Linked DNA regions of Mus musculus: region 2 is linked to region 1. A link is a loop called in an ENCODE intact Hi-C map of the cell type or tissue named here. Cell type or tissue: left cerebral cortex. All regions are shown on one strand. Each heading gives the region's core, and the rest is flanking DNA. Links, peaks and the distances in the headings are about the cores only.

Region 1 (15,891 bases), core at 4,206-12,205:
TCAGAGTCCCAGGAAGGCAAATGTCAACTCAACATCAAGGTGTTTTAAGATATTGTTGGCTTTCACAGTCCCGGGTTTGAATATTCCAATTTGTTGGCCATTGAGCTTTGTGACTTGGAAATGTACTTCACAGCTCTGAGCCTCAGTCTTCTCATTGTTAAAATGGTAATAATCCTATTCAGGCTGGTCCTCCATGGGAAGCAACTTAGTTGATGAATGTCTGACATGGAGCATGGCCAAAATCCAGAAAATCCTCCTTTCTGTTTATTTTTTTCAAGAAGGCCTGTGTAGTCTCATGAGGGCAGTGAGCTTCTCATGACTAGGAGTAGCCAGCCACATGATGAGAGCGATGGAGGAAGAAGAACCAATGTCCATCCGTAGGAGCTTTCTGTCCATCTCTGCCCTTGAGAGACAGGGGTGGGTAGATGTAGCAGATGTTTCATGCTCACAGCCTTCAAGATGTAATAAGGGCCAAACACTGAAGAGGAACTGTCCCCTTGCCTTCTGTGGGTTCCAGGAAGGGCTTCCTGGAAGTGACTGGGAAGCCAGTACTTATATTGAAGAGAGCCCAGACAGGGGCCATACTCAAAGATGTAGGGACAGTGGGTTGTGTTGAGAGAAAGAGAAGGGTATCGTGGCTGGAAAGAAAGGTAGGGACCAGGTCAAGGAGGGCCTTGAGTGCCAGGCCTGAGGCCCAGTCTTTCCTCCTGAGGCAGCACTGGGCCTGGAAGAGCCTGATGCTTCCAAGTGGGTCTGCAGAGCTATCTTTGTTTTAGGGAGGTGGGTCAAGCCCAGGACAATTCCAGGCTCAGCTCCATCACCATAGAAACAAAGGACCAAGTCAGGAGCCCTCAGAGCCTTGCCCTGCCCCTGGCTGGCCCCCTGGGCCTGCTTCTGAGACTGATCAATGAGTCTAGGTCTTGATGCCCTCTGTGTAGGGAGAAGAGATAAGCAGAGGCAAAGAGAGAAACAGATCACTTGCTTTGTAACAGATTCAGTTGCTTTGTAAAAACTCTTTGTGATAACCATCCAAGCACCACAGGGACTTTGGGGGTCATTGGCAATGTGATTTTAAAGTTAATTTGGCAGAGAAATTGCTTCAAGCAGCCAAAAAGAATGAAAAGTAGCAGTGAGTGGGGTTTGCCCTATCAGTTGTCAAACAATGGCCATTCTGGCTAAATCCGCCAAGGGGCAGACTAAGTAATGATTGATCCATGAAGCAAGGCCCTGGGGAGTGGGGAGCCAGTGCTGGCTGAGGGCACATCTCTCACCAGCGGCTCCAGGGAAAAGGAATGGCCTCCATGACTGAGAAATCAATTATGATACTACGTCAACCACGCTGCAGAGTAAACTTCAAATGGGGAAGTGAAAGCTAAAGCAAGACGGAGAAACCTAACTATAAACCAACAAGAAAAAGACAATAGCTGATAAGAAAATAAACAAAGTGTTGTCAAGGCATTCCAGAACATTCCAAAACATGCCCAGTGGCCAACCAGTGGAAGAAGAGATATCTCAGCCTCTGCAGGAATCAGAGAAATGCAAAGCAAAACAACAATGAGATGCCATTTCACACCCATCAGATTGGCAACAATTAAAAAGGCTGACAATACCAAGTGTTAGTACAGCTGTGGGGAAGCCCAGCCGCCTAGCTGTTGGTGGGAGTGTAAATTGGCAGAGACTCTGGAGATCAGAATGGCAAGATACTGTAAATTCCTGCTGTGTCCCTACATGGCCCAGCTTCTGTCTGGAGGGACACAGCCAAGAAAAACTCCAGCATGTGGACAAACAAGTGTGAGGATCCTCCTAGGGAGAAAGGAAAAAAAAAAATGAAAAGATGGTTCAATGGTTAGGGGTGCTTACTGCTTTTCCAGAAAACCCAACTTTGGTTCCCACTCCCCATACAGGGTGGCTCTTAACCACCTGTGCATCTGACTCCAGGGAATCTAACTTCCTTTCTGGCCTCTGGTACTGCACCACACACACACACATGACACATAAATACACTTGCATACATCTTATTTTAAAAAATCTTTTTAAAAATAAAATAAAAACAGAGATGCCGGAAAGATGGCTCATCGGATAGGAGTACTTGCTGTGCAAGGGCGAGGCTCTGAGTTCGATTCCCAGCAGTCTGTGTAAAAGCCAAGTGTGGTGGTGTGCTACTGCAACCCCAGGCCTGGGAGAGTGGGGACAGCTGGCTCCTGGGGGCTCACTGACCAACCAGTCTAGCTGAATTGGTGGGCTCCAGGTTCAGTGAGACACGCTATTTCAAACAAATCAAACCAAAACAAAACAATAGAGAGCAATAATAGAAGATACATCCAACATTGACTCCTGACTTCTATGTATACCTGCACACACTCATGCACACACTTCTTGTGTGCACACACACAGAAAAAAGGGAAGGAGGAAGGGAGGGAGGGAGGAAAGAAGGAAGGAAAGAACGAAGGAACGAAGGAAGGACAGAAGAAAATCAGTCAGATGCCCACCACTGGGTGTGGGGGAGCTGGGGAGATGGCTCAGGAGTTAAAAGCGCTGAATGCTCTTCCAGAGGTCCTGAGTTCAATTCCCAGCAACCACATGGTAGCTGGCTCACAACCATCTATAATGTGATCTTATGCCCTCTTCTGGCATACAGTTGTACATTCAGATAGAGCACTCAACATATATTAAATAAAATTTTTTTTTTAAATGCCCAGCTCTGGGCCCGAGAAGACACCCAAGATGTACTCATATGGAGTGACTAGTGGAAGAACGGACTTGCTCAATGCCAAACACCATTCTTATATCTCAAAAAACAATGAAGCACATGGTGAGATTTAAAAAAAAAAAAAAAGTGGAGTATACTGAGTGGTGGTGGCACACGCCTTTAGTCCCAGCACTTGGGAGGCACAGGAGTCTCTGTGAGTTCAAGGCCAGGCTGGTCTACAAAGAGTTCCAGGACAGTCAGAGCTACACACAGAGAAAGAAGCTCCAAACCACAGCATGGAACGGCCCCTTTCTGTCCCTTTGAAGCACAGAGGACACTGAGTGCTGCTTCTTGGGACTTCCATGTGCAGCATAGGGCAGAGACAGCATCAGTCTGGGGGCCCCTGTGTGGGGCGGGGACAGAGTTGCCTTAGCATGCTCGCAGCTGAGAAGACTGATGTCTCTCTCCAACGGGTTCCAAGCATGAAACAGAAGAGGATGTTTTGTACTTTGGGGCTAGAGTAGGCTTTCTTGAACAAGGCATGGAGGGAAAACAAAAACAAAAACAAAAACCAAGACTTGACAGCATCAAATTAGATATCAAGAAGCCTGTGAATAGTGAAACTGGGTAAACAAAGAACTGAGAACAGTGGTGACAGATGACAAAGGATCTCAGCCTGCGATGTAGAAGAAGCTCATATCAATCCATACAAAAAGACAAGACGACCCAATAGGAAAATAGGCAAAGGCTGTGAACAGTTGACCTGCAGGGGAAGGAACACCAGGAACCAGGGAGCCTGAAATGGGGTCAAGGTCAGCAGCCCCAAGCAGAGACAGCCAGGAGCCAGAGAGGTGGCAGAAGATGGCTGGAGAGAAACAACAGGGACAGCACGGGAGAGATGCATTCGGGCAGTGCTGGCTGAATGGGTGGTAAGGGTGGGGCAGGGAAACTATGACCAGTCTGGGTTCTCAGGCCCTAGGCAGCTGTGGGCCAGGTCCACCAAAGGGTTTGGACACTGACAGCCGGCATGGTCATACCCTTTCCCCATTGCTGGCCTTTGAGGTGTATATCAGAGAGGAGCCCACTAGGTGTCCATGCCCACCCCCCCACCCCCAAACACATATACAGGGTCCTCAGTGTGGTCAGGTTTGGTCCAGCCTTCCTGCTTAGAGGAGGGGCACAGAGCAATGGTGATTTTTGAATCCTGAAGTGAGGCCAGAGAGGCAAAGATGCCCCAAGTGGACACAGCCTCCAGTGCTTCTGGGAACCCAGAGCCCTGGCTTCTCCCAGCCTAGGAAGAATCCATCCCAGTCAGGTCCATCATTTTGAGGGGTGTTTCAGGGCCCTGTATAGCCTGTGACTATGATCACTGCTGAGGCTAGTCCTGGTCTCATCCTCTCTGCTGGTTCTTGGACCCTGCCAGGGCTGGGGTATAATGGGATAGGGTTGAGCAAGCCTAGGAATGGCCGGTCCTCCAGAATTCTCTGTTCTCCTCCACAGTACTTCTGGCTACTAGTCCTGTCCCGAGGGCTAGTAGGTATTGGTGAAGCCAGCTACTCCACCATAGCACCCACCATCATTGGCGACTTGTTTACCAAGAACACACGCACATTGATGCTATCTGTCTTCTATTTTGCCATCCCCCTGGGCAGGTAAGTGTGAACTGCCACAATTAGGGGGAAGAGTACCAAGGTTCCCTAGAATTTACCAACCCTGTGTTAAGCAGACATGGACGCTGGCAGCTGTAGAAGACTCCTGGACCAGCTCTTCCACAGGCTGGCTGGGCAGGAAGAAAGCAAGAACTTCCCACTCAGTCTAGCTGCTGGGTCTGACATGTGTCTGTCTTATCTGCAGTGGCCTGGGCTATATCACAGGTTCCAGCGTGAAGCAGGCAGCTGGAGACTGGCATTGGGCCCTGCGGGTAAGGCCTAGGTCCCCTCCAGTCCCTACTCCAGTCTTCCCCCTCTCCAGAGAACAGCCCCACTCAGAGACCAGGCTTTGACCTTCAGGCTTCCTCCCTCACTAGCCTGGGCTCTAGGTCTTGTCTCCTTAGATCAGCCCAGACTGAGGTATCAGGAGAGTTAGACAGTCCTGTCATCCCCAGGGCCGCAGTCCAGGGTTGGAACCCTCCCCCAAGCCCCGGGATTAGAGACGATGAGGATTCTCTCACCATGTCAGGAAATTCCAGGTCCACAGCGCAGCTTCCTGCTTCCAGTGCTGGTTCTGTGCTAGGGCGAGGTTGGGACAGGGCCTCTGTGTGGGGGCCCTTAGGGTCTGGAGCCACTTCCTGTTCTGTTGGAGGGTTGGGGCAAGTCACCAAGGCCCCAGGACAGTGCAATCGGAGGAAACAGAGATCCCCCGTCTCTCAGAGGAGCGGAAGCTCAAGACAAAGTGTTTTTTCCTCAAAAGCAGGAAGGAAGCAGCCACCGTGGAATTTCATAATGGGAGAGGGGGTTAGCCCTCGGATAGGGGCGGGCTTACATGCAGAAGAGTTCCCCAGCCCACAAGGAGTCAAGCTTTCTCTTTTCTACGGGGCTGTGTAGAGAGGCCTGGGGATTCCATGCTTAACGTGAGGCCGGACACAGGGAAGACCCACAGGGCCCTGTAAAGAACAGGCCACCTGTCTGGTCAGCCCTTCCCTAACATCAGTGTTTGAGGGACACACCTTGGAACACTCCTACCCCAAGGATCAGGCAGATGGGTATATGGCTCTCTACCCCAACAGACAAACTCTTCTGCTCAAAGACGTCATTTCCTATGCTTTTCATCTGCCTGCCTGTCTCTCCTGGCTACCCATCTACCCATTCATCTACTTGTCCATCCATCCATGCATGAGTATGTCTATCTATCCATCTGTTTGCTCTCCCATCTCTTCTTCATCCATCTGGTTAGCCACCTCTCCCTCACCTACCTCCTTCCCTCTTCTTCCTCCTCTTCTCTTTTTTCCCTCCTCCTTTCCTCCATCCCTGAAGTCTGTCAGTCTTCCTTGAACTTGTTTTCCTGCCCTGCCTTTGGTCTGGACTGTCCACTTTGAGCCCTCTAACCCTTCCCCTGGCCTCATCCCCAGGGGCTTTGCTCAGCCTTTCTGTTACTCAGCTGGGCAGAGATTATTAGCCTAGTAAAAGGGCCCGGAGCCCAGGTAAGTTGCCTGGGCCCTCCTATGCAGCATAGACAGCATTCAAACTTCACGTTTCCCATCCTATCAGGTTTCCCCCGTCCTGGGCATGATCACAGGAACACTCATCCTCATCTTGGTCCCAGCCACTAAGAGAGGCCATGCTGATCAACTTGGGGGGCAGCTCAAAGCACGGACCTCCTGGCTTCGAGACATGAAGGCCCTGATCCGAAAGTGAGTGCTACCACACAGGGTGTGGTGGGAGGAGGCGTGGCTGAGAGCACGCCCACCACACTCACCTGCCGTCTACACTGCCCGTAGTGCTGAATGACATTTTGGCCTGAGAGTTTATTGTTCCTGCATCCTGAACCCTCAGCTGGGCCTGAGAAAGCGCATTTCTGTTTGGGGAAGGAGCAGGTAGCTGGCTAGAGGGGAATAGGCTGCCTCCTGGGCCCTGGTGTAAGGGCTGCCTGCTGCCCCAGCTCAGTTTCCCTCCCTGGATTCTCCCCAGCCGCAGTTACGTCTTCTCCTCCCTGGCCACATCCGCTGTGTCCTTCGCCACAGGGGCCCTGGGCATGTGGATTCCCCTCTATCTTCACCGTGCTCAAGTTGTACAAAAGACAGCAGAGACTTGCAACAGCCCGCCCTGTGGAGCCAAAGACAGGTAAAGCCTGGACCCAAGGGACAGATGCCTCTGTCTCAACCTTAGCCTTGCTCAAACCACACTCTGCTGTCTTTTGTCCCCACAGCCTCATCTTTGGAGCCATTACCTGCTTTACTGGCTTCCTGGGCGTAGTCACGGGCGCGGGAGCCACTCGTTGGTGCCGCCTGCGGACTCAACGTGCTGACCCATTGGTGTGTGCTGTGGGCATGCTGGGATCCGCCATCTTCATCTGCCTCATCTTTGTGGCTGCCAAGACCAGCATTGTAGGCGCTTATGTGAGTCCACAGGAGGTTGGGGAAGATGGGCTAGAGGTGCAGTCTGACTTGCTGGACCCTCTGTCCCCCATAGGGAGGGTCCTGTGTCCCTGCCCTGTGCCCTCCATGGTTGCTTTCTTCTCTGTGAATAGATCTGCATTTTTGTTGGAGAGACACTGCTGTTTTCTAACTGGGCCATCACTGCAGACATCCTCATGGTAAGCCAAGAAGGCTACAATCACTATGGGCTGACTGACCCAGGCTTCTAAATTTCATTGCGGTAGCTTGGGCGGGTGGGTGAAGAATAAGCAGTACTTGCTGCTGGGAGAGGTGAACCCAGAGGCAGGGAGGGGACGGCGGATATACAGGGGTCGGATCTGGGAGAGGCCTGGAAACAGAATTGAGCAGGTAGATATTGAGGGGCAGGGGCATGGTTGTCTCTAGTCTCAGGTTGTGGCTAGGAGGCTGGTAGTGCCAGGCTGGCACTGAGGTGGTTCTGCCTGCCAGGACTCCTCCCCCCAGCCATTGAGTGTCCTAGCATTCTGCTTTGCCAGCTCAGGCTGGGTCCTAGGCTGGGTCCCAGGCGTGCCTGCCGAGTGCCTGCGGCTGGCTGGACAGACAGAGGCTGTCTTTACGGGTCCAACAATGGCCTCCAGACCAGCAGGCCAGAAACAAAGGGCTGTCTGAGCAGCCTGCTCAGGCTTGTGTTCCTGGGTGGGGACAGGAGGAACAGGGGAGGGGCTGTGGGCCTAGTGACTTGTAGCTCTGAGTGAAATGGGGGGTGGGGATGTCAGGAGCGAGTGTGACTCCTGCCCTTGGTCCTTTGGGAAATCTCTAGATGGGAGTCAGGAGACTACAAAGGACTGGAGATGGAGTGGGAGAAGTGTGGGACAGGGGAATAAATGCCCTAGGCATGCTTAGGGGCTGGTGCTCAGGCCAGGAGGCCAGGGTCTGGGGGCCTTTGTAGTCCCTCCCTTTCAGGAAATCTGCCATGCTTCACTCTATGCTTTCCCACATACCTGTGTCTCCCACCAATGCCTGTTTCCTAACCATGTATAAGCCATGGAGAGGTGGTGGGGAGGACTCAGCTAAGTGCCTCACCAAGGGGCTGGGCAGGGACAGGTCACTACATAACCCTTGAGTGAGAAGGGTGGCAAGACTGAAGCAAGTGTCTTTGGTGCTGGGCAGCATGGCCTCCCCTGACAACTCCTCCCCATCAGTCCCCCGAGAACTGTTGGCAGGGTCTGGGTCCCAGGGAAATCATGTCCCAGTTTTACAAAGTGTCCCAGCTAAGTGACTAATTAGTGGTGGAAATGGGGCCATGCAATATCCTTAGATCTAGATCCCTCCCTGTCTTATCACCACCAGCAGGGTACTTTGAGGGTGCCAGCTGCTGCCACTGTACACAATGATGGATGTCATGGACAGTGAGAGTGGCTGGAGCTCGTGGCCAGGGGTACCTGGTACTGTGTGTCCTAGTCTCTCTAATCTTCGATCCCATAAGGTCAGGGCCTATTCTGTCTAGCGCAGGGCGACCTGGGGCCTGGTGGTTCTTAGCCGGTGTCAAGTAGAGGCGCTTTGGGGGTAGGATTCTAGTTCATATCCTCTCCACCTCAGCCGGCCTCATCCTTGCCGAGTCCTCAAAGAAGGGAACCAAGACAGGTGTTTAGCTTGTAGAAGGGAAAGGCAGGAAGCCTAGAAGCTGGAACTCTGTGTCTAGAAGTTATACACCTCCACATGTGAGCCCTCAGAACGGAAGGTTCTCTCCAGGAGCAGAGCAACCTGAGCTCAGCCCGGGTTAAACAGGAAAGAAAGAAAAAGCACCTCCAGGCCTTTGAACTCAGCTCCTCCATGCTCCAAGAGCTCTGGTCTGAAGATCTATGCCAACTGATACCCAAATTGTGCTTCATGGCTGAATGTGCTAGGGAGGGAGGTGCGGATTCCCATCGCTGGGGATGAGCTGCCAATCCTACATGGTGGGCAGGGAAGTTCAGGGCTGGGTGGGAGGAGTGAAGATACCAGGACAGGAAGCTGAGGCTGTGGGGGTTTCAGAAGTGTCCTAGCCACAGGGATGAGCCTCGTGCATGGATCTTCTAGCCCTGACCTGCCCTTTCTCCTCCAGTATGTGGTCATCCCCACTCGGCGAGCCACTGCTGTGGCCCTGCAGAGCTTCACCTCCCATCTGCTGGGGGACGCTGGAAGCCCCTACCTCATTGGCTTTGTGAGTGGCTGGGGGTGGGGCTGGCCTGGTGTGGGGCGCAGGAGATAGTCCTGTCCTGACACCCATACCCCAATCTCCACAGATCTCGGACCTAATCCGCCAGAGCACCAAGGACTCCCCGCTCTGGGAGTTCCTGAGCCTGGGCTATGCCCTCATGCTGTGCCCTTTTGTCGTGGTCCTGGGTGGCATGTTCTTCCTTGCCACTGCTCTCTTCTTCCTCAGCGACCGTGCCAAGGCTGAGCAGCAGTGAGTAGGGTTGGGGTGGGCGCACTGTGAAGCAGGGACTGTGACAGCTTTTACCCTAGTGTGGAGAGAGTGAGTTACTCTGTACTTCCAGGGCTAGGTGATTTGTTGGAGGCCAGGACCAGTCTTCCCAGGCCCTAGCTTGTATGTTGTAGGCCCAAAGGCCCTTTTGTGGTAGCTGTAGATATGGGTTTTTCTCTGGAGTTCCTCTCAGGGTTTTAGAGCTGGGAGACCCATCCCCTTCTCTCACTTTCTGACTTCTTTCTCCTCTTTTCTCTATTCCTCTCTCTCTCTCTTCTCCCTCCCCCTGGGTTTTCCCACCTCCCCCCTGGGGCTGACGAGGTCCCTGCCCAGCGCCTCCGGTCTACCGGCCCCAGTGATTCGATGTGCCAGAGCCGTGCCTGGGCCCAGTCCCCGCTGATGTACCACCCTGACCCCCGCCCGTCTCTCCCTCAGGGTGAACCAGCTGGTGATGCCTCCTGCATCCGTGAAAGTCTGAGGTGGTGAGTGCAGGCCAGGAAACTCCTGTGGGAGGAGTGGCCCTGAAGGAACAGGGAACAAAACACCTTCCAAACCATCTCTTCCCCTAGCACACGCCCTCTACCCTGGGTCTGCCCTCTTCCTCTGAAATGTTGTCACGGAATCTGTGGATTTGTGGGAGCTGCCTTCTTCCAGTAAATCAGTGCCCTCCCCTCCCTGGAAGGGCCGGGAGCATAGGTCAGCACTGGAACTTGCCAGGTCCTGCTGTCTTCCTAAATCCTCCTGGACAAGGGTGTAGGTCTCTGACCTTCCCAGTGGCCTAGCCCTGGAAGCTTTAGCTTTCTGGTAATGTTAAACAAGGATCAGAGCCCCAAGTTCACAGGAATGGCGGGAGAAAGCTGAGGAAGCCAGCTTTGGAACAATACCCAAAGCTCCACCTCTGACCTGACCCCTTCCCACAGGTGCCGCTGGGACAGCAATGAACTGCAGTTTAGGTTGGGAGAGGTTCTCCAGCATCCTGGACCGGCAGGACGGTCCCAAAGCTTCCTGTGTAACTCACAGTTGGGTACCCACCCTCTTTGGCCTGGGACCGCCAGGACTGAGTGGCCCTATCTTCAAGAAGAAGCCGCATCCTCAGTTAGCCTGGAAGGCTGTGTGTGCTGGAACCACTCAGTTGGACACAACTCCAGCCCTGGCTGGGGACTGGAGGGCCAAGATAGAAGCCACCGTGCAGCAGGGATTTGGGGAGATTCTGGCCTGCCCTTAGCTCATATGATCTTGAGGGAGCCACTGCCGTCCTCCTTCGACAGTAGAAACAAGGAGCTGGAGCTTCCTCCATTGTGTGCCATGCAAGGCACACTCCACAGCTTTGAAGAAACAGGTCCTGGGCTATACACAGAAGACATGGCTCAGGTCTCGGGACCTCAGTTCCAGTTCTGAGGTCTGCCAAAGGCTCTGGTGTATGGGGACCACTTCCCCACTCTTAGGCTCTAACCTTGGGAACAGCAAATTCTGCCTGGCATATGTAGCTGGGTATCCACTTTTGGGTGTTTCTGGCTGGGACAGTCTCCCAGGATACCATCTCTGCTGTCTTCAGCTAGTTCTTTGCCTGGAGGTTTTCTCAGGTGGGAGCACCCCCTTAAAGAAAGCTGCGGCACTAGGGGGTGAAGGCCCTGGTGGTAGGCTGAGAACTTGACCTTTTCTTACCCCAGCCCCCCAACTCCTACAGTACCCCAGAAGCCACCTCATCCTACAGGATGCAGGATGACCCAAGAGTCCTTTCCAATGAGGAGTCAGATAAGATGCTAAAGGACTTACCCAGCTGTCCACACTACTTGGCCTAGGGTATAAAACTGCTGGAGATTGCCCACCAGTGCCTATAGGTATCATACCCCAACTGACTCTTGGGGCCGGGCCTTCACCCCAGCCTTTGATCACACTTCCCCCACACACACAACCCCTCACTCCCCTGCAGCCACCTTAGTCACCTTTGGGCACTTATCCCCAGCTTTACACTCCTTGCACGCTGTAACCAAGGTGGCTCTGGTCCTGGGGTACCATTACAACTTGCAGGAAACTTCCAGAACCAGCTTGGGTAACAACAGTCCCTGTGGCTGTATCCCACTTGCTGTGGCTTCAGTGGTGTTAGTTAGTGGTACCCACCCCACCAAACTCTGGGGCACCCTGGGGGTTTGGGCGTGGGTTTGCAGAGGGTGCTATCCCTAAAGACCAGCCTGGCTCCCACCCTAACCCCAGCAGGGGCCCTAGCAATGTTTTCTTGTTGTACAAGAACCAGGTCCAAGTGTTGCCTCCTCTTCCTTCCGGAAGCTGAACTGCTCCTTTATTTTTTAGAGCTGCTGATTGTGAATCTCAAAGTCTTAAGAGAGAAGCCAAATATATATTCCTCTTGTAAATGAATAAATAAACCTATTTAAATGTTTTGGTGGCTCTCCAGTGGAACAACCTGGGGAAGGGAAGGGCACACGGGCCCTAACCCTGGAAGGTTGAGTCAGAGATTGGCGTCATATAGCATCATGGATTGTTTATTAAAATATTGGTGAAAAAATAGGAGTCTCTAGGGCAGGGAAACAGACTATACACACTCAAGGTGTCTGCACTCTCCTGCTGGCCACTCTCCTTTTCTTGACCCCACTCTGTAACAGGCTGGGGCTCCTGCTCACCAGAGACAGCCTTGCTCTTTTCTTTGGCAGGGCAGACTGGGGGTGGGGGGACTTTCTTATGACCTCCTTTGTGCTGAGTGCCTCCTGATGATGCTTTTTGCTTTCAGGCTCTATGGGGGACACAGGAGTGGCTCCATTCACCTGTGACAGCTTCTCTTTTTTCTTCTGCAGTTTTGGGGTCTTGGCAGGGGTGCTGGGGCTTAGGGTGGGGTTACTGGGAGCTGGACTCTTGGCCCCAGTTATCCCATTCACCTGGGATGGGGTGCTGGCCTTTACCCTCTTCCTTTTCTTCTTGCCTGTGCTGGGGGGCTGGTCTTTACCAGTGGCAGCAGGCATGGCACCCTCTGTCACTGCATCCTGCTGTGACGCAGCATTCTTTTCTGGTGTGGTGCCCTCAGATTTAAGTTTCTTTCGCTTCTTGGTCTCTGGCAAGAATCCCTTTTTCTTCCGCTTTGTGCTGACGGGGCTCTGGGTGTCACTAGGAATATCCTTGGCATTCTTCTTTTCTGACTTTGGACGTCTGTAAGGAAGGATACAGAACAGTGTGTGTGTGTGCAGTATTGGTTGGAGGGAGAGTCCTTTTAGCCACATGCCCAATGCTGGTCCCTCTCCCAGAACATACTGGACTCCTAGCATCCTCATGGCCTGCCAGTAGAGATCATAGAGGCGATTGGAGCCAGATGAGTGATTCCCCTGCTGCAGGCTTTGCTGCAGCTTCTGTTGCTTGCTCTGAAGCACGCCCAAGGGAGCAGTGAGGTCCACAGACAGCTTCTGCAGAGGAAAGGCAGGCTGGAGTAGCAGTGGTGGTGACATGGCCTCTCGCCAGCATTTGGGTCTTCCCAGTGGCTCCTGAGTCCCTTAACCATTTCTGTCCTTACATCACTAGTCCCTTGGTTGTGGAGGAAGCAAGGACCACTGGCACTGACTCCCATTCCATAGCCAGGGTCCTGGGTCTCTGCTTTTGTAGTTCTTCAGCCACCTGCCCATCTCCAGTGGTCTTCTGGCCCTCTATCCTGATGGCTCATGAGTAACTCTTGCCCCTCTATTCTGAGCCTCATCTCTAGCCCCTCTCACTGATTACTAACATCTCAGTTTTCTTTCTGGCACACAGTAACACAGCCTCCCTCCCAATCTACCAGGTCCAGTAGCATTTAATCTTTTAAAAGGCCAGAATCCTCCCCTTGGAACCTTCATGTGGCTCCCAGGCCACACTCCTCTGGAGATCCCCCCACCCCCGGGAGGACTACTGTCAGAACTGCTGCCCATTCCACCTGGGCACTGATTACCGGGCAGCTGCCTTACCTCGTGATTGACTGTCCTCAACAGAGTGTTCAGCAGCTCCAAGATGGATAGCTCCTTCTGGTGCTCCCCCTTGCTCTGTGCCTCCCCAAGAGTCTGCAGGGTCTACAGAGGAAGGCCAACACTGAGACACCCCTGAGAACAGCCCAAGGCCTTTCTACATCCCACACCTAACAGTGGCCCAGGAGGAGGAAATGTGTTCCAAGCAATCTGGTTACCAGAAACCTGGGACAAGTTCATGGGTGGGGGCTTCACAGCTATTACCTGGGTGGCCTTTCCCAAGAGTTGGGTAATCAGCTGCTCCCACTCAGGATCCTCAAAACAGACTCTCAGCTCTCGTGCAGACAGAGTCTTCTGGAGCATCAGGCATGCCTGGGCCTGCATCAAGGCGAATGTAATAGTCAGTAGGAACCCCAGTATGTCAGGTCAAGACTCAGGAACTCACAGAAACTTAGAGAAGGCTGCATGTGCTAGGCCTTACAATCATCAATTTCTCTCTTCTTATGTGGGAAAAGGGTTGCCGAGGCCTGGAGAGGCAGTGGTCCCAACTGGATAGAAGCAAGATCGACCTCATGTTGATCTCCCTCTAGCCTGTCTGATAGCCCTGGCATCTAAGCCGACAAGGGAAGCCCTCTTATGCAGGCCAGAGAGCAAGGTTCCTCCAGTTCCTCTGTGCCAATCACGAGTTACAGCACGAGCACAGCCAAGGTCAGTGACGCAGGCCTCTCAAGTGAGAAGACTGTCCAGGTGTTTCTGACAGCCCCTTACCTGATGGCGGGGCCGAGATGGGCCAGCCACATGCTGAGCCAGGACGGGAAGCAGGTTCTTACAGATCACCTAGGGATTGGGGAAGGACAAGAGGCCATTAGCTGGGGACTGGGCTGGGTAGAGTTCCCAACAGACAGGCTGGCTCCCATACTTACTGGGTATCTGGAGAAGAGGCTGAGGAACATGGGGACCGTAAGTGAGCTGTTACGCTTGGTCAGAAGAGATTCCAGTGATGCTGAATACACCCGGGTCACAAAGTCCAAGTCTAAGCAGTTAGCAGCCTGGTCCTGGTGAGAGAGCTGGGGTGAGACTGGGAGCAGGGAGAAGGCTGAGGGAGAGTCTTGAGCAGGGCTGACCCTGGCTCACCTCTGAGTCCTCTGTGTCAGCTCCGTGTAACTTATGACCATCTTGGTGCCTCTTATTGGTGTTGCCCTTGAGGACTCGCAGCAGGTACAGAGAGGCATTGAAATAGTATAGGGCGACAGAGGCATCAGCCTGGCTGCCAGCCTGCTGCACAAGCCTCTCCACCTGGGCATGCAGAGCCTCTGCACACGGCCCCACCTCGTGGCAGTAGCGGCGGGCACGACACAGGTGGTGCCTATGGGCAGGAAAGGCAAAGTTGGTCAAAAGGTGTCTCTCTACTTTGCTCTGTCAAGTACAGCAAAGAGCAGCCCCAAGTCACGTTGCTAAGTTAGGAAACCAGCTTAGAGATGGACAGAAACTTGATGCCTCTAAAGTGTCCCTCCTCTCCTACGTGTATCTGTCTTGTGGGACAGTGGCTTCTGGCCTCTGTAAAGTAAGATGAAGTTCTATGTCCTCAGAGACAGGAACAGAGTGGGCTTGTCGGAATCCCCAACTATTCTAACAGTGATGGCTGGGATGGGACCTCTCCTCTATGCACAGGAAGCCGCAAGCGTGAGAACCCAGGGGTGGGTAACTCGTGTGCACTCACATGAAGATGCGGGCGGTCTTGTGCAGGAGGTCCTGCTCCTGCTTGGTGGAGCCTTTGCTGCGCATGCTGTGCTGGATCACGTTCAGCAGTGGCTCAAGTAGTTCCAGGATCAGGGGGTGCTCAGGCTGCTTGGTCACCAGCACCTCGATCAGGTCTAGTGCCTGTGGCCAAAAGGCTAAGAGTCAGCTCATGCAGAAACATGGGAGAGGCAGGAACAGCTCAGGGTGCATGGCAACTACCAGTACACTCACCCTGATTTGGAAGTCCCGTCGGAGCTTCTTCTCCTTCTGTAGCTTGTTTTTCTCCTCATTCCGGGCCTGGATGCGCATCTTCTGCTCTTTAAATAGGCTGGCCAGGTTCTGGTCCAGGGCCATCATGGCCTCATCCCCAAGCTCCTCCTCCTCCTCGTTGTCCACTCCACCCTGAGACACAGCAGAGCCATCAGCCGACCCTTAAATGGCTGGACAAACCCCCTCTCCCCTGGGTCCTGCTCACCAATGCATTCCCAGCTTTTAACACTTCCATCAACTGTTGACGGAAGCCTGGGTCCACATCTTTGTCACGGTCCTCCTCTTCACTTTCTTCCCCATCCTCACTGTCCATGTCACTCTCTGAGTTCTTATTGTCCTCATTATCTGAGTCTTCGTCCTATGGGTGGGAAGAGGTAAGACACCTTTTTGATGACACTAAGAGACTATGTCCAGATACCCGCCCTACCAAGCGCCCTCTGGTGAGTACCTCTCCATGCTGCAGCTGCTTCTCATCAGCGTCATCAGTGACCACCACGTTGTCATCCTCATCCTCGTTTGTCACAGGGCTGAGCACCTGAGAAGTTCCAGACCACCACTGTACTTGCTGCCCCAACTTCATACTCTCCTTAGGTCACCCCTGAAAGTCTCTTCTATGTTGGCCAAAGGCCCCCACCACCCCAGGGAGGAAAAGAGGAGTGTCCCTTGAACGGCCTGTGGGGATGGCGGCATGTAGCACTTTGAGGTGCAGAGGTACAGAAGACGTCACATACTCCCA
Region 2 (15,891 bases), core at 5,290-13,289, 81 kb before region 1:
CCCACTCCTGCCCTAGGACCACTGGAAGACTTTCCATGGGCTGTGTGAACAGTCCTGAGAAACCTACTTCATTCAGTCTGCCTGTCATTTTCCCAGCATGATCAGTCTGGAACAAACCTGCGCCAGGAGGGCGGTTCCCCTTTGCCACTGTCTCCCACCCCTACTCCACTCCTGTACGCCCGTCTGTCCACTGTCTGAAGTGGGAAGAGGCTCTGCATCCATGAGTTCCTTTCTGTTAAACTCAGGGTACCACGCAGAGGGGATTGCTAAGACTTCTGCAGGGAGGCCTGAGGTGCAGAGAGCTCACTCACAGAAACATTCTATGATCTTCCCACCAAGCCACTTAACCCTGGCAAGGCACCAAGCCTTATCTAGCCGGCTCTATTCGTGACTGTATGCTACTTTTCTAGGAATTAAACTCCAGAAATGAGACCACGGTCTTTGAGATAAGTATTAACACCCTGCTTTTGATTGTAAAAGAGACAAGGCACCAGTTTCCTCACAGTCTGATTTGACGGTCAGTTTTGCAAAGCAGGGCTGACTTTCCCACTTGGGTTTCATGACCGGTCTTTCCTATAAACTGAACTGCATCTGCCCGTTAGAGTGCTTGATGGATATACTGTTTACAGAAATAAAGTCATCCCTCAGTATCTACTAGGGACCAGTTCCAGGACCCCTACTGCTGCTCAGTCTGAGAAGGCTCAGGCATTCCAGGCCAGACTGGCCTACTTAGTGAGTTCTAGGCCAGCCAGTATTACACAGTGAGACAGATCCTGTCTAAAATAAAAAGATGTAGGGTCTGAGTGCAGTGACTCACATGTTTTATCCAGGCACTCAGGAAGCAGAGGCAGGTGAGCTTGAGGCCTGGTGTACAGAGTGAGTTTTGGAACAGACAGGACTATATACAGAGACTGTCTTTTAAAAAAAAAAAGCATACTGTTTATAGCTTTATAGCTCCTCTAGTACATCTTCCTCTAAGTTCAGGTCGTATCCAGATGACTCGGGATACCCAATACAGATCTACATAAGCTATTGTCACAGTGCTTCATTTGTGGGCTGAGAAAAAGGAGGAATGTCTGTGCATGATCAGCATAGATGCAATTGGGTTGTTTTGTTTTTTGTTTTTTTAGCTACTTCAACTTCAGATAAAAATGTTTTATTTATTTATTTTTATTAAAATGTATTTACATTTATTTTGTTTTGCTTTTTAAAAAAGATTTATTTATTATATGTATATGAATACACTGTAGCTGTCTTCAGACACACCAAAAGAGGGCATCAGATCTCTTTACAGATGGTTGTGAGTCACCATGTAGTTTCTGGGAATTGAACTCAGGACCTCTGGAAGAGCAGTTGGTGCTCTTAACCTCTGAGCCATCTCTCCAGCCTCTTGTTTTGCTTTTTAAGACAAGGTTTCACTATGTAGCATTGGCAGGCTTGGAAGTCTCTATATAGAGCCAGGTTAGCCTGGAACTCACAGAGCTCTTCTTGCCTCTGCCTCCTGAGGGCTGGGATTAATAGTATGTACCGCCATGCCTTGCTTTATTCATTTTAAAGATTTATTATTAATTTATTCATATGGCTGTTCTGCTTACATGTGTGTATGTGTGCTATGTGTATGCTTGGTGCTTTTGGAGGTCAGGAGAGGGCATTGGATCCTCTGGAACTAGAGTTACAGACAGTCTGTGAGCTGCCTGATGTGGGTGCTGGGAACTGAACTTGGGTCCTCTGCAAGAAAAAGTGCTTGTAACACTGATCCATCTTTCAAAAATTTTTTATTAATTTATTTGTTTTGAGTTAAGGTCTCATGTAACTCAGGCCAACCTTGATCTCACTATACAGCCAAGAATGATCTTGAACTGGGAGATGGTGGTGTATACTTTTAATCTCAGTACTCAGGAGGCAAAGAGGGCAGGTGGATCTCTAAGTTCAAGATTAGCCTGGTCCACAGAGTAAGTTCCAGGACAGCCAGGGCTACACAGAGAAACCCTGTCCCAAAAAAACCAAAACAACAACCAAACAAACAAAAGATCTTGGATTCAATCTTGGTCCTTCTGCTTGTAGTTCCTCAAGCTGAGGCTACAGATGTGTACTGTCATGCCTGACTACTAAAAATGTTTTAAATGTCAACTTGAAGCATATGAAGGATTAAGTGGTTCTAGAGAGAACAAAACAACACAGATTTATAATAACATCAGTGAATTGGAATTGGTGGTGTGAACTTGTGTAGACAGAGGCAGATGAATCTCCATGAGTTCCAGGCCAGCCTGGCTACATAGTGGGCTCCAAGCCAAACAGGGTTGCATAGGGAGACTCCGTCTCTAACAGAAGAAGACAAACAAAACATCATCAGGAGTACTGGGGGTGGTGTATGGGGGTGGTGCATGGGGATGGGGGATGGGGGATGATGTATAGGGAGTGATATATGGGGGGGTGATGTAAGGGGGATGGTGTATGAGGGTAGTACATGGCAGGTGGTGTAGAGGGGTGGCATATGCAGGGTAGTGTATGGGATGATGTGTGTGTGGGTGTATGGAGGTGGTGTATATGAGATGGTGTATGTGGGTGTATGGGGGTGGTGTGGGGGAGTGGTGTATGGGGGTCCTGGGGGTGGCATATGCACAGTGGTATATACTCTAATCCCTGGGAGTTGGAGTCAGGAGAAAGAATCAAGGTCATTGTCAGCTACATAGGGAGAAAGAGGCTACATGGGCCTCAGACCCTGTCTCCAAGAAAAATCAGCGAGATACCATTTGTTTTTATTAGATGGCAAAAATGAAATTCTAGTTCATATCAAGTGGTGGCAAGAGCTCTAGCATGCACTTCTATGCAAGTGTAAATTGATACGGCCTTTCTGGGGCCCTATTTTGGAAGTAGCTATTAAAATTTTAAACACCATTGACATCGGAGATCACTCTCTGTGGAGTATTAGGTTGAACCATATTAAATTGCTGGTTTTATAGGTCGAAAGCGGCCTAATTTTCACAATTGCATATTGCTTAACCAAGTTCTACAGCAGGTCATGGGAGAGTGGGAGGGACTAGGACCCGAGCTGGGCCTCTCACTGGGCTTAGAAAATGTCAATCACCTATGATCAGCGAATGGAGACCCAGTGTTAAACAGAGTCCTTTAAAGTCTTGGCCTTTCGATGGTCGATAAGGTGAAGGGTGGGGTGGGGTTCCAGTCTCCGTTTGTCTGCCTGCCAGCTCTCCCATCCATCCCCCAAGGGAGGAGGAGATTTTCCCGGAGCCAAGCCTTTATTCTCTTAGAAGAGCTGACACAGCACAGTGAGTGCCTTGTCTTGCTTCAGCCTTTACAAACACCGTCACAGGCTGGAGTGACGAGTCATCGGTTAAGGCACTGGCTGCTCTTCCAGAGGACACAGGTTGTATCCCCAGGACACAACACAGGTACTCCACAGCCACCTGTAACTTCAGTTCCAGGGGATCCCACACCCTCTTTTGGCCTCTGAGGGCATTGCATATACGAGGTACACATACATGCATTCAGAGAAAACACCCATCCACACAAAATAATAAAAGTGTTAAAAAATTTGAGAGAAACGTTTTGTCTTAGTTAGGGTTTTACTGTGTTGAATAGACACCATGACCAAGGCAACTCTTATCAGGACCACATTTATTTGGGGCTGGCTTACACGTTCAGAGGTTCAGTTCATTATCATCAAGGTGGGAACATGGCTGCATCCAGGCAGGCATGGCACGGGAGTAGCTGAGAGTTCTCCATCTTCAGATGAAGGCTGCCAGCAGAATACACTCTCCCAGGCAGCTGGGATGAGGGTCTTAAAGCCCACACCCACAGTGGCATACCTACTCCAACAAGGACACACCTACTCCAACAGGGCCATACCTTCTAATAGTGCCACACCCTGGGCCGAGCATATTCAAACCACCATCACAAGGTAACTCAGGTTGCTCTTGAACTTTTGGTCCCTTTGCCTCAGCTTCCTGAGTCCTGGAATTACAAGTGTGGCTACCTGACTGGATGTGGTACAGAAGGGCTGGAGATGTAGTTCTCTTGGTAGGGTGCTTGCATAGGATGTACAAAGCTCTGGGTTCTATCCCCAGCTTTGCACCAGCAATCGGGAGGTAGAGACGGGAGAATCAGAAGCTTAAGGTTATTCTTGGCCAGATAGCAAGTTCAAGGCCATCCTAAGGTACAGGAGATCTTGGTTTAGACACAGGTATTGGTGTGGAGACTAGTGCATGTACCAGCAGCACACCCAGTCTCCTGCACCATCTCTGGTTTGAAGTCCATGTGCTTGTTTTAGGCTCCCCCTCTGCTGGTCCTAAGAGCTGACATCCCTATCCTCTTTCCCAGCAGCAGATGTGTAAATGACAGAATGGATCAGTTCCCATACCCAACCCCACAGAAGCCATGCATTCTTGTAAATCCACACGGCTAGCATTCACTCTGTGCTGGTGACTATATTCCTTTTACTCAGGGAGAGTGTCAGCTTCCCAAGACGTGCTCAGAGGCCACACAGCAAAGTGAGGCAGAGCTGAGATTTGGTCCATACCCAGTGCCGTATACTCTGGGCTGTGGATTGTATAATGGACCCGGAATAGGAGACTTAACTTTTTATCTCTTCCTTCTTTTGTTCTGGGCCCATTGCCAAGGTGCCAGCTTGTGGCTTCTGTGCCAGGCCTCCTCCTTGGGCCAGCAGGGCTGACTGCCCAGCCACCCTCTTGGTGGTTCCAGGCTGTCTCTTGTGTGTCTTCTTCAGTCTTCATCAGCTGCCTGCTGGTGTCTGCACCTGTGTTTGGCTACCTGGGTGACCGATACAACCGCAAAGCCATACTGAGCTTCGGGATCCTGCTGTGGTCAGGGGCTGGCCTCTCCAGCTCCTTCATCTCCTACCAGGTAGGGTCTACATCCTTGTCCAGTCCCTGGGGCCTTCCTCATCTGCTTCCTCCCTGATCCAGCTGTCTCAGAGCTTCCTTCTGGCCCAAGCCAGCTCAGAGATTGTACAGCCAAGGCCAGGAGGAGAGCTGTGGTACAGCCTCTAAGCCTGAGTAGGGAGGCTATTAGATATTCTTTGTTGTTGTCTTTATTTTAATTTTCTTGAGACAGGAGCTCTCTATATAGCACTGTCTGTCCTGAAATGCACTATGTACACCAAGCTGGTCTCGAATTCACAGAGATCTGCCTGCTTCTGCCTCCCTAGTAATGGATTAAAGGTGTGTGTCACTATACCCAGCTGTTGTTTTTGAGACAGTGTCTCACTGTGTAGCTCTGGCTGAGTTGGTATCTTCAAATAGAAGAAACTGGTCTTGAACTAACAGAAATCTACCTGTCTCTACCTTCCAAGTACTGAAATCAAAGGCATGAGGCATGTCATGTCCACCTGGCCTTTTAGATGGTCTTTTAGATGGTCTTCCTTCCTTCCTTCCTTCCTTCCTTCCTTCCTTCCTTCCTTCCTTCCTTCCTTCCTTTCTTCCTTCCTTCCTTCCTTCCTCTCTCTCTCTCTCTTTCTCTCTCTCTCTCTCTCTCTCTCTTTCTTTCCTTCCTTTTTCATTTTCTCTTCTTCTTCTTCTTCTTCTTCTTCTTCTTCTTCTTCTTCTTCTTCTTCTTCTTCTTCTTCTTCTTCTTTTTTTTTTTAGAGGCAGAGTTTCTCTGTGTAGCTCTGGTTGTCCTGGAACTTGCTTTGTAAAGCTATTCTTAAATCCACAGACATCTGCCTGCCTCTGCCTCTTGAGTGTTTGTGATTAAAGGCATGCACCACTACATCCAACCTGTTAGACTTTCTTAACTGGAGGCTTTTTGGCCCTCCATTTTACTTCTCACTCTGGTGGTCTGTGGGGGTGGGGGTGGAAGGTGTCATAGGTACTGTTTTAGAAAACTGTCCTGGCAAAGAGACCCAGAGGAAGGGCTCCCCTATGGTCTGGGCAAGCAGTGGTTATAAACACCAGGAGGCTATAAACCCATGTGATTTGGGGAATCTGGAGTTGAGAGTGGAGGGACACTTGCAGTCCTGGTTTGTGCCTCCTTCCCTATGGGCCTTTGTCACGAGGTCCCTTTTACGCCCCCTGGCCCCTCATCTCATGGGAAATCTCTAGAGCTCACCATGGTCTTGTGCTGGCTTATCCAGTATTCCTGGCTCTTCTTCCTGTCCCGGGGATTCGTGGGTACCGGTGCAGCAAGCTATTCCACCATTGCACCCACTGTCCTGGGAGACCTCTTCGTGAAGGACCAGCGGACCTGTGCACTGGCTGTCTTTTACATCTTCATCCCTGTTGGAAGGTTGGTATCACTCCTGGACCCACTTCCCCAAGAGGTAAACTGAGGCTGAAGGAATCAGAACAGGGGCTGTGCTGGGCATAGAAAAGATCAAACCGGGAGGACTGGAATCTGAATTCCACCATTGCTCTTCCCTTCCTTTCTCTGAGCCTGTTTCCTTGGGTGTATACATGGGGACAATGCTGCCACTCAAAGGGCTAGGGGGAGGTTAGCGATGATGACATTGCTCCTGGATCTCAGGACACTCCTGGAAGTGAGAAGAGGCAGTGTGGCCTCACTGGGGAGGGCAGCTCTGGGAGACCAGTGGAGAAGTGTACTTTACAGCCCTACAGGGAGGCCCCTGAGTTCTGACCCTCTTTTCCTGAACCTGGCTGAATCTGAGCTGGGCTTTGGAAGCTAGGGGTGGGGTTGGTGGTGGGATATGCAGATCTTTATGTGGAAGGAATGCCACAGGGCCTTGGCTAGGAGCCAGAGGTCACTAGGGGTCAGACCTAGGGTAGCACAAAACTTAACCTTTCTTGGGGAATGGGCTCAGAGGCTGCAGAGAACTGTCTCCCTGGGTAGGGGAGCCAGTTCCTTGCAGTCAATCTGCCTTGAACCCTGCCTTCCGTCCCTCACTACTGTCTCTCTTGCTCCCGCTGTTGCAGTGGTCTGGGCTATGTGCTGGGATCAACTGTGGCGGAGCTGACAGGGAACTGGCGATGGGCCCTCCGAGTGAGTTTCACTTCCTTTTTGTCCCTACATTTACCCCCTGGGCCGACTGGGACTTTCCAGTCTGCTGTGGCCTTAGCCACTTGGCTTAGTACCTGACGCCATGGGGGGTGGGGGGTGTTGGTTGCTGTCCCATTGGGGCCTCATGGGAAATATGGGCTATGGAAATTGCGACCTTGAGGTCAAATTCCAACTGCTCTGTTTGTTGGCTGTGTGGCCTTAAACAAATTGCCTCCTTGTTTGGGGCCTAGGCTTCCCTTGCTGTCAAAGTTAAAGCTACCTATGGACTCTTAAGGGTTATTTGAGCAAGAAGGAGAAAATTCCAGGCTAGCCCAGGCACAGAACAGCCATCTGGGAGACTTGGAAGTGGAGTCAGGACAACTGGGACCATACCTGGGCACCCCTTGGTTTGTGGCTCTCATTAGATCAGGGATTGGACTACTCAGAAGAGGAGGGAACTGGGTAGTAGAGGGGCCTGGAGCTTGGTCCTGCATGCAGATCTCTGCTGAACTGTCATGGAAGGCAGAGATAGAAGCCTGAGGCAAGAAAAGGCTTCAAGGAATCTGGCCTGATTTGCCTTGAACAGGAGCCTTCTCATGTTCTGAGCTATTTGAAGCTGCCCCAGACTATGTAGTGAGATCCATGTCATATGGGCAGAGGTGCCAGGAGAGGATGGCAGGGTAGAACTGGGGTGGCAAATGAATGCATAAGCCAAGGAAAGGGCTTGTGGTCTGAGCTCCCCGTTTCAATCGTCTTAGGCTCCCTGCTCCCAGTAGAGGGGAGTGTGTACTGGGCAGGAGGGCAATGATTTTGTACCAAGGAAATGACTCTGGTTAGAGAGGCTATACTGTCTCTATAAGGGCGAGGACTAGCATTATGGACAGCTCTACAGATAGCCAGCATCTTGGAGCCAAGGCTAGAGTAGAGTCAGACCCTGTGGCCAGTCATCTCCCGTCTCCTAGCTGTGGTAGACTTTGGTCCTGAGCGCCACGGCCTTCCTTCCCTAGCTCATGCCCTGCTTGGATGCCATGGCCTTGGCTCTGCTCATCTTGCTGGTTCCAGACGTACCCCGAGGAGCAGCTGAGAAACAGGGAGAAGTGGCTGTGAGGGCTCCGAGGAGCAGCTGGTGTGAGGATGTCAGATACTTGGGGAGAAAGTAAGTGTCCCTGGACTCTGCTGCAAGTCCTAAGAAACCCCTGTCTGGCCCAACGACTCCAACCTCCATCTCTGACTCCAGCTAGGGTTGTCTCATCGTCCATGGCCCTCTTCCTTCTCTGAGCTCTACTCTCCAACTGAAATGCCCCTCTGGATGTAGCAGAAGAGTGGCTGAGAACAGGGCAGGCTGTGTGAGCCTTGTGCCGTGTTCATTTATCCACTGGATGTATTTTTCCAGCCCCTCCTGCTTCCCTAAGCTGCTGGAGTTTGTTGACCAACCCTTCAAGCTCTACGAGAGCAACATGAGCTGTCTCGGGTCTTGAAGGGAAGCAGGCCTCACTGTGCTCTCAGGCCTCATGAGTCACCGCAGCATGGAACATGAGGGCAGCTCGGATCGTTAGGAAGGCTGCATCCTGCATGCCTGGGGCGGTGGTCAGGCACTTGTAGCCCTGGCCCTATCTTGACCTCAGCCAGGACACTTTCTCTTGCAGCTGGAGTTTTGTGTTTTCAACCCTTGGAGTGACAGCCATAGCCTTTGTGACTGGTGCTCTGGGCTTCTGGGCACCCAAGTTTCTGTTTGAAGCTCGCGTGGTGCATGGCCTGCAGCTCCCCTGCTTCCAGGAGCAGTGCCACAGCCAGGACAGGTGAGGATGGGCTGGAGGGCACTGGCCTGGTTCATGTGGCAGTTCTCAGGAGGCTGTGAGCCCCGCTTCAGTCCTTCAGGCAATCTGTGAAGATGGCTGAGGTTTGGACGCAAGAGCGGGCTTAAGTTTCCAGCTTTGAATGAGCCTGGGTTCTGGAATCAATCCCTGTCTTCCTACTCTGTGGCCATTGTGGGGGTTCAGAAGGCATCAGAGGGAGAAGGATATGAGGCTTCTGTGGGGCTTAAGGGGGACGATAAGGAGTCTTAGGTGATTACCCTTTGCCCTTCAAGGGGCCCAAGTATCTTCCGTGACGTCAACCCATTTTGCAGATTGCAAATTGAGGCACTGGGGAGATTCTTCATGTCTCTGACTTAGGGATGTTTGGGATGTGTTCATTTCTTCTCTGACCCATCAGTGCATCTAGACACCCAGGAGAATTGCTGATGGGTGGAAGGGGGTCTCGCTCTCTCTTAGAGGTGTCACTTCACTTCCTGCCTGGCCAGTCCTCTGGCTCTGCTGGGCTCCTCTGCTATCCCCACAACCTCTTGCCAGGTTCTCCAGTGACTCCAGTTAACTCCTGACAGGAGTCAAGAACATCTCCTAGGCCCACCTCCCTTGTCTCCTCTCCTCCTTGATACCCCGATTCCTTGCCCCTATCCCTGGTGTCATGCTCTCTCCCCTGTATCCCTTTGTTGTCTTTGATCTTGCCCCACTAGTTTCTTAGACTTTTAAATGTCTGTATATTGGTATTTTGCTAGCATGTTTGTCTGTACACCACATGCATGCAGTGCCTGAGGAGGCCAGCAGAGGGCATCAGATTCCCCAGAACTGGCATTTACAGATGTTGGTGATTGATCGTGTGGATGCTGAGAATCTGATCCTTTGCAAAATCAGCCTGTGCTCTTAACCGTTGAGCATCCTCCAGGCTCTCCTTGAACTTCTAAAGCCCTATCCTCCCCTCTGCTGGGTCCTCTGTTGGTCACACAAGTGTCTTCTTCCTCTTCTCCAGCCTCCTTTCTTTGCCTCTGCTTTACTCCCTGGTGCCCAGAGGGAGCTTGTGTGGTTCCTCGGATGTCTGCGCTTCTGCCCCAGTATGATGTCTGCCCATAGTTTCTTTCCTTTTCTTCATCATTATTTATTACATTTCTCTTTCTTTTTCTATTTATTTATTTATTTATTTATTTATTTAATGTGAGTACACTGTTGCTTTCTTCAGAGACACCAGAAGAGGGTGTCAGATCCTGTTACAGATGGTTGTGAGCCACCATGTGGTTGCTGGGAATTGAACTCAGGACCTCTGGAAGAGCAGTCAGGTTTCGTAACTGCAGAGCCATCTCTCCAGTCCTTATTAAATTTCTTTATTTTGTCATCCTGAGGATCAAACCCAAGGCCTGGCACTCTCTAGGCAAGTGTTCTTTGTGGTGAATTCTAGGCAAATGCTCCACTAATGAGGGACACTCCCAGCTTCTCATTTGCAGATTTTAGTCAAGGGCTCTATCGCAGAGCCACACCTCCAGCTCAAAATGTCTGCTTCAGGCCTAACCTAATGCCAAACATTTTACATAAAGAACCTGTAGAGGAAGGTTTTCATACTGTCTCTGAATTACAAATGAGGTAGAAGATCATACAGATTAAGTGACTTGTCTAAGTTCACACAGCTAACAAGGAGTAGGCAGGATTCAAACCTATCTAACCCTGTAGCTGTGGCTCTGAAGCCCCGTGTCCTGTTGCCATTGAAGACTACCCGGTGCTGTCAGTGACTTGTACATTGTCCCTTCCACCCCCAGCTGGCAGGGCTTTCTGGCATATAGGAGGTGCAGAGAGAGAACTCTTGTGAATAAACACGTGGAGATGTGAGATTTGCCTTGCTTCCCTATGCCATTGTCCTCTCTGGTGGCAAAGACAGATTTCTAAGCAGCCCAAAGGATGACAGCTCCAGGTGTTGGTCCTCACAAAACCCATTGTCTCTGCTCAGCTCCCACTTGCTGGCTTAGTGCCCCTTCCTTCACACCATCTGTGCGAGAACCGGTGGACGTTATTTGTTTCTTATGCTTGATAAATGGCCACACACTTAATGGTCTAAAACAACAGAAATGTGGGCCTGGGCTGGGGATGTGACTCAGGAGTAGAGAGCTTTCCTGGAGTGCATGAGGCCCTGCATTCGACTCCAGAATTGCACAAAGTCAGCACAGTGGCTCACACCTTTAATCCTAGCACTTGGGAGGAGGAGGCAAGAGGATCCGGAATTTCAAGGGTGAAGCCTGCAAGGTGGCTCAGTGGGTAGAGGCACGCACTGTCAAGACGGATGACCTGGAAACCTACAGAGTAGAAGGAGAGAACTGACTCCCATAGGTTGTCGCCTGACCTTCACTTGTGCGCTATGGCACCACATACATACATACATACATACGTACATACATACATATATGTACATGCTTATGATATATATATAAGGCTCAAGGTCATATTCAGAGATACAGGGAGTATGTGGCTAGCATGAGGCAAAACAAACAAACAAAAACAGAAGGAAAGAGAAAGAAAGAAAAGAAAACAAAAGGAAAGGGCATTTGAGCTGATAGAGCACGTGCTCTGAGTTCCAGATCCAGTACTTAAAAAAAAAGCCCAATTAAAACAAACAAACAAACAAACAAACAAAAAACCCGAAATTGCTGGGCAGTGGTGGCTCACGCCTTTAATCCCAGCACTTGAGAGGTAAAGGCAAGCAGATCTCTGAGTTCAAGGCCAGCCTGGTCTACAGAGAGAGTTCCGAGACAGCCAGGGCTACACACAGAGACACTGCATCTCAAAAAAGTAAAACAATGAGCCCAGAAATTAGTTTTGTTATGATTTTGGAGGTGAGACTTCCAGTGGGCCCAAGTCAAGGTGCCTGCAGGGTCACGCTCCCTCAGAGTTCTGTGGAGCTTGGTCTCTCCTCATCCTTGTGGTTGGTAGCCTTTCTTGGCCACAGCTCTCTAACCTCTGCTTTTAAGCTCACATGATACATCCTCTTCTTTCTGGGCTGGAGGTCGCCCCAGTGACTACTTTCAGGGCTTACCTGACTAAGGGAGGGTGGCCATTCCAGGATAGGTTCTAATAGCTGCAAAGTATGTTCCTCCCTAGAAGGTTCCAGAGACTGGAAAATCTTGTGAAGTTATGATTTTAGCCCATGGAAGGCTGGTAGGAAATCCTTGAGTTGGGGTTACTCCATCTTCCTTGGTTGGAATCAGCATGTGAGGGAGAGGCTGTGTCCTAGCTTGCTCTATTGATGTGGAAACACATATCCAGAAGCATCTTGTGGAAAGGAAGTGTTTATTTCCTCTTCCGCTTCCTTGTCACAGTCCATCACTGAGAGAAATCAGGGCAGGAATGGGAGCAGGAATCGGGGGTGGGGGTGGGAGGCAGGAACTGAGGCAGAGTCATGGAGGAAGATACTTACTGGCTTGCTCCCCGTTGGCTTGCTCAGCCTGCTTTCTTACATAACCCAGGATCACCTGCTTGGGGTGGTCCAGTTCCTTCCCACAGCAATCCTTAATCAAGAAGATGCCAGAGGCTGGAGGAATGGCTCAGTGTTTAAGAACACTTGCTGCTCTTACAGAGAATCTGGGTTTGGTTCCTAGCAGCTCACAACTGTCTTTAGTTCAAGCCCCAAGGGGTGCAGGGATCCAGTGCCCTCTTCTGGCCTCTATGGACATACATATATACACAGGTATACATACACACACACACACACACACACACACACACACACACACACAAATAAACAAATAAACCAGGAGTGGTAGTGCATGCCTTTAATCCCAGTACTGAGAAGGCCAATTTGTTTGAGTTTGAGACCAACCTGGTCGACATAGTGAGTTCCAGGACAGCTAGAGTTACATAGTGAGGCCCTGTCTCAAACAAACAACACACAAACAAAAACAAATATTAAAAAACAAAAAAGAGCTGGCACAGTGGTACATACCTTTAATCCCAACACTTGGGGGGCAGAGGCAGAGGCAGAGAGAGAGGCAGAGAGGCAGAGAGGCAGAGAGGCAGAGAGGCAGAGGAGGCAGAGAGGCAGAGAGGCAGAGAGGCAGAGAGAGGCAGAGAGAGGCTGAGAGAGGCAGAGAGGCAGGAGGCAGAGGGGCAGAGGGGCAGAGGCAGAGGGGCAGAGGCAGAGGCGAGGCAGGTGGATCTCCGTGAGTTTGAGGCCAGCCTGGACTACACAGTTCCAGAACATACAGAGCTGCATAGTGAGACCCTGACTTGGAAAAAAGAAAGAGCATGCCCCACAGACTTGCCTGTAGCCAATCTGATTGAGGTATCCTCTCAGTTGAGGCTGCTGAACACTCTCCTCCAACCTCACTTGCATATAGGACTCTGCCTAGTTTGTGTCGAATCGACCAAAAAGTTAATCAGCCCAGGCAGGAAGATTAATCAACCCAAGTCTCTCAAAGATCTTCAGAGCCCACCACGGATGGCTCAGAGTGACACTCGGGGATGGACATCACTTGACTGGGAGGTTTGTGGGGAGTATTACATGGCTCAGGGAAATGCAGGCTTGCTTCTGCTTGGTGAGACAGGGCTGGGAACCTCTAAAGGCTGTGTCAGACAACCTAAGGCAAGTTCCTGACTTCTTTGGCTCCCATGTTCCCTGAAGCATAGAGAGAGCACACTCATCAGTTCCCAGCTTGTGGGATAGATGGCGCATGAGGCTGTTGGCAGGGCTACTGCCCTCAGTTTGCTGATATCCAGGTTTGCATGGCTACATTTGTTTCAACATTTATTTACTTTAAATAGTGTTACAAGGGCTGGAGAGATGGCTCAGTGGTTAAGAGCACTGGATGATATTCCAGAGGACCTGAGTTTGGTTTCCAATACCCACATGGTGGCTCATAATGGTCTGTAACTCTAGTACCAGGGGCTCGGATGTCCTCTCTGGCCTCCACTGTCACCAGGAATGTATGTGGTGTACAGACATAATAACTGCAGGCAAAACACCCACACCCATAAGATAAAAATAAAATAAAATAAACCTGTTACTGTGTGAGTGTATGTGTGTGTGTGTGTTTTCATATGTGTGTGGAGACTGGAGAACAACTTGAAGTCATTTCTCTCCTTCTATCTTGTGAGTCACGGGGATCAAACTTAGATTACTAGAATTGGCAGCAAGCCTCTTTACCTGCTGGGCCATCTTGCCAGCCCACATGTCACATTCTTTCCCTGAGTGTGGGTGTATGTATGTATTTGGATGCCAATAGTTAACCTCAGTGTCACGGCTCAGGAGCTGTCCTCCTTGATTTCTGGGCTGGGCTGGCCGGCCAGAAAGCCTCACCGGTCTGCCCATCTCTACCTTCCCAGTGCTGGGATTATAAAAGCATGACATCATCACGTCTGTCATGTATGCTGATGCTGGGGATTGAACTCAGGTCTTTGTGCTTGAGTAGCAAAGCACTTGATTGACTGAGCCATCCTCCTCAGCCCCCATGGGGGTAATAGTTGGACTCTGGCCATTTCACATAACTCCATAATTTTGATGTCTGAGAAAGGACACAGCAGGGGCAGGGGGGAGGCAGGCATGTGTCTCCAGAGAACAGTGCAGAGAAAGGCAGAGAGGCTGGCCAGAAATCATGAGACTGACTCAGAGAATTCTGTCATTTGTGCAAAGTGGATGAGGGCCTGAGAGAGGAGGCTACAGTGGTCAGTAGGACCAGTCCCATTGGGCCATCATGTTGGCCAGGGGCTTGTAAAGAGGACATCAGAGAGCCACTGAAGGGTTGGGAGAGCCTGGTTGGATTTAGCTGTCAGTCCATACCAGTCACTGTCTCAGTGAGACCTTGGAACTCCTTTAACAAGAGCTTGAATGGAGTAGAAGAAGCATAGTGTCTGTGCGGATCCTGGCTCTGTATCTAGTAGCTGTCTGATACTGGCCTTGTCCTTTCTCAGCTTTGCGTATGTGCATTTGGGAATTCTGGAACGAAGTCAGAGAAAGCTACTGCAGAGTGTTCCAGATGCAGGAATGAAAGTATGCACAGGGGTAGGGGCAGGGGAAGAAAAGAGCAGAGCTGGGGCCTGAGGACTAGGAGGCTGGGCCCAGATCTCTGGGTGTCTGAGAGCAGTGAGAGGATTTGGTCAGAGAGTAGTAAGGAACACAGTCCACCGTGTCTTAAGAAGCACTTTCTGAGGGCCTGTGTAGAGAGAGTCTCTGTCAGAGCCGGACAGTGCTGAAGTGGGTACAAGAGTGGGTGGGAGAGGTAGTGCTGATGGGGATGCTTGGAAGGATGCGGAGGCAGGGTGCAGATGGATGAGATTCAGCAGCTGAATATGCAGGCATGGTGGAGCACATCTGTGATCCCAGCATTCAGGAGGCAGAGGCAGGTGGATCTCTGTGAGTTAGAGGCCAGCCTGGTCTACAAAGTGTGTTCTAGGCTAGCCAAGGCATAGCAAGAGCCTATCTCAAAAAACAGACAAACAAACAAACCCCCAAATTAACGATGAAAATGGTGAATGTGTGTAGTGCCCAGACAAGAGCTATGAATCACGGGAGTCAATACATACCAGTCATCTAAGCAGTAAGGATGGGTGGGGCTCTAAAATTAAGATTTCTGAGTGGGGCTTCTGGAGTGGTGAGAGATAGAGAAGGCCACTGTGAATGTTCCTGGGTGGAGGTTCCTACAAGGTTAACGGGCCTCAGCTTTCTAGCTACAGTTCTGGGCTTGTTTCCTGCCGCATGGTACCAGATCATGTAACTGGGTTAGGTAACCTGGCCCAGAGGCAGCGATGCGATGCAGGTCTGACCCAGTCCTCTCTGCTCTTTCCTATCAGCCTGATTTTTGGGGCACTGACCGTGGCAACTGGTATTATTGGTGTCATGCTGGGGGCAGAGGCCTCAAGAAGGTACAAGAAGGTGAACCCCAGGGCTGAGCCCCTCATCTGTGCTTCTAGTCTGTTTGCCACAGCTCCCTGCCTCTACCTGGCTCTCATCTTGGCCTCACGGACCCTCCTGGCCTCCTATGTAAGTGAGGTCCCCTCTGGGAATGGGTGGGAAGCCCTTGAGGACACAGGTGCACACTAACTGTGTTTTTGTGGTATTTGCACTGGCCACTCCTTCCAGACTATCTCTCTAGCCCCATTTCGCAGTAAC

What was found. Peaks named below come from ENCODE experiments on the same cell type or tissue, not always from the same donor. Only the 100,000 strongest peaks of a DNase experiment are listed, where the experiment ranks them.
Region 2: it touches region 1 in a loop (1.8-fold over the local background); 5 of 42 quality-filtered maps call a loop at or near these places.

The regions. Positions count from the first base shown.
Region 1 is chr11:72,447,352-72,463,242 of GRCm38, reverse strand. It overlaps Mybbp1a (MYB binding protein (P160) 1a), which reads right to left. Exons shown (of 26, transcript NM_016776.3): 16 at 15,604-15,690; 17 at 15,361-15,513; 18 at 15,117-15,287; 19 at 14,866-15,026; 20 at 14,280-14,511; 21 at 14,069-14,200; 22 at 13,914-13,982; 23 at 13,410-13,523; 24 at 13,149-13,250; 25 at 12,469-12,617; 26 at 11,473-12,366. The coding sequence ends at 11,769. It overlaps Spns2 (spinster homolog 2), which reads left to right. Exons shown (of 13, transcript NM_153060.3): 4 at 4,190-4,341; 5 at 4,544-4,610; 6 at 5,896-6,038; 7 at 6,316-6,468; 8 at 6,554-6,743; 9 at 6,875-6,940; 10 at 8,845-8,943; 11 at 9,026-9,189; 12 at 9,643-9,689; 13 at 10,128-11,605. The coding sequence ends at 9,685. Gm40194 (a long non-coding RNA gene) reads right to left here and starts at 5,861. Exons shown (of 2, transcript XR_879994.3): 1 at 4,860-5,861; 2 at 1,426-1,803. In left cerebral cortex, for the core only: no CTCF peak of the experiment used is centred there; DNase peaks (open chromatin) are centred at 7,333 and 8,633; H3K27ac peaks cover 4,534 bases.
Region 2 is chr11:72,529,405-72,545,295 of GRCm38, reverse strand. Spns3 (spinster homolog 3) reads left to right here. Exons shown (of 12, transcript NM_029932.3): 3 at 4,745-4,881; 4 at 6,110-6,261; 5 at 6,906-6,972; 6 at 7,977-8,125; 7 at 8,616-8,768; 8 at 15,573-15,762. Among named protein-coding and RNA genes, the nearest start is that of Spns3, 13 kb to the left of the region's middle. In left cerebral cortex, for the core only: a CTCF peak has its summit at 9,564 (motif pointing right); a DNase peak (open chromatin) is centred at 6,991.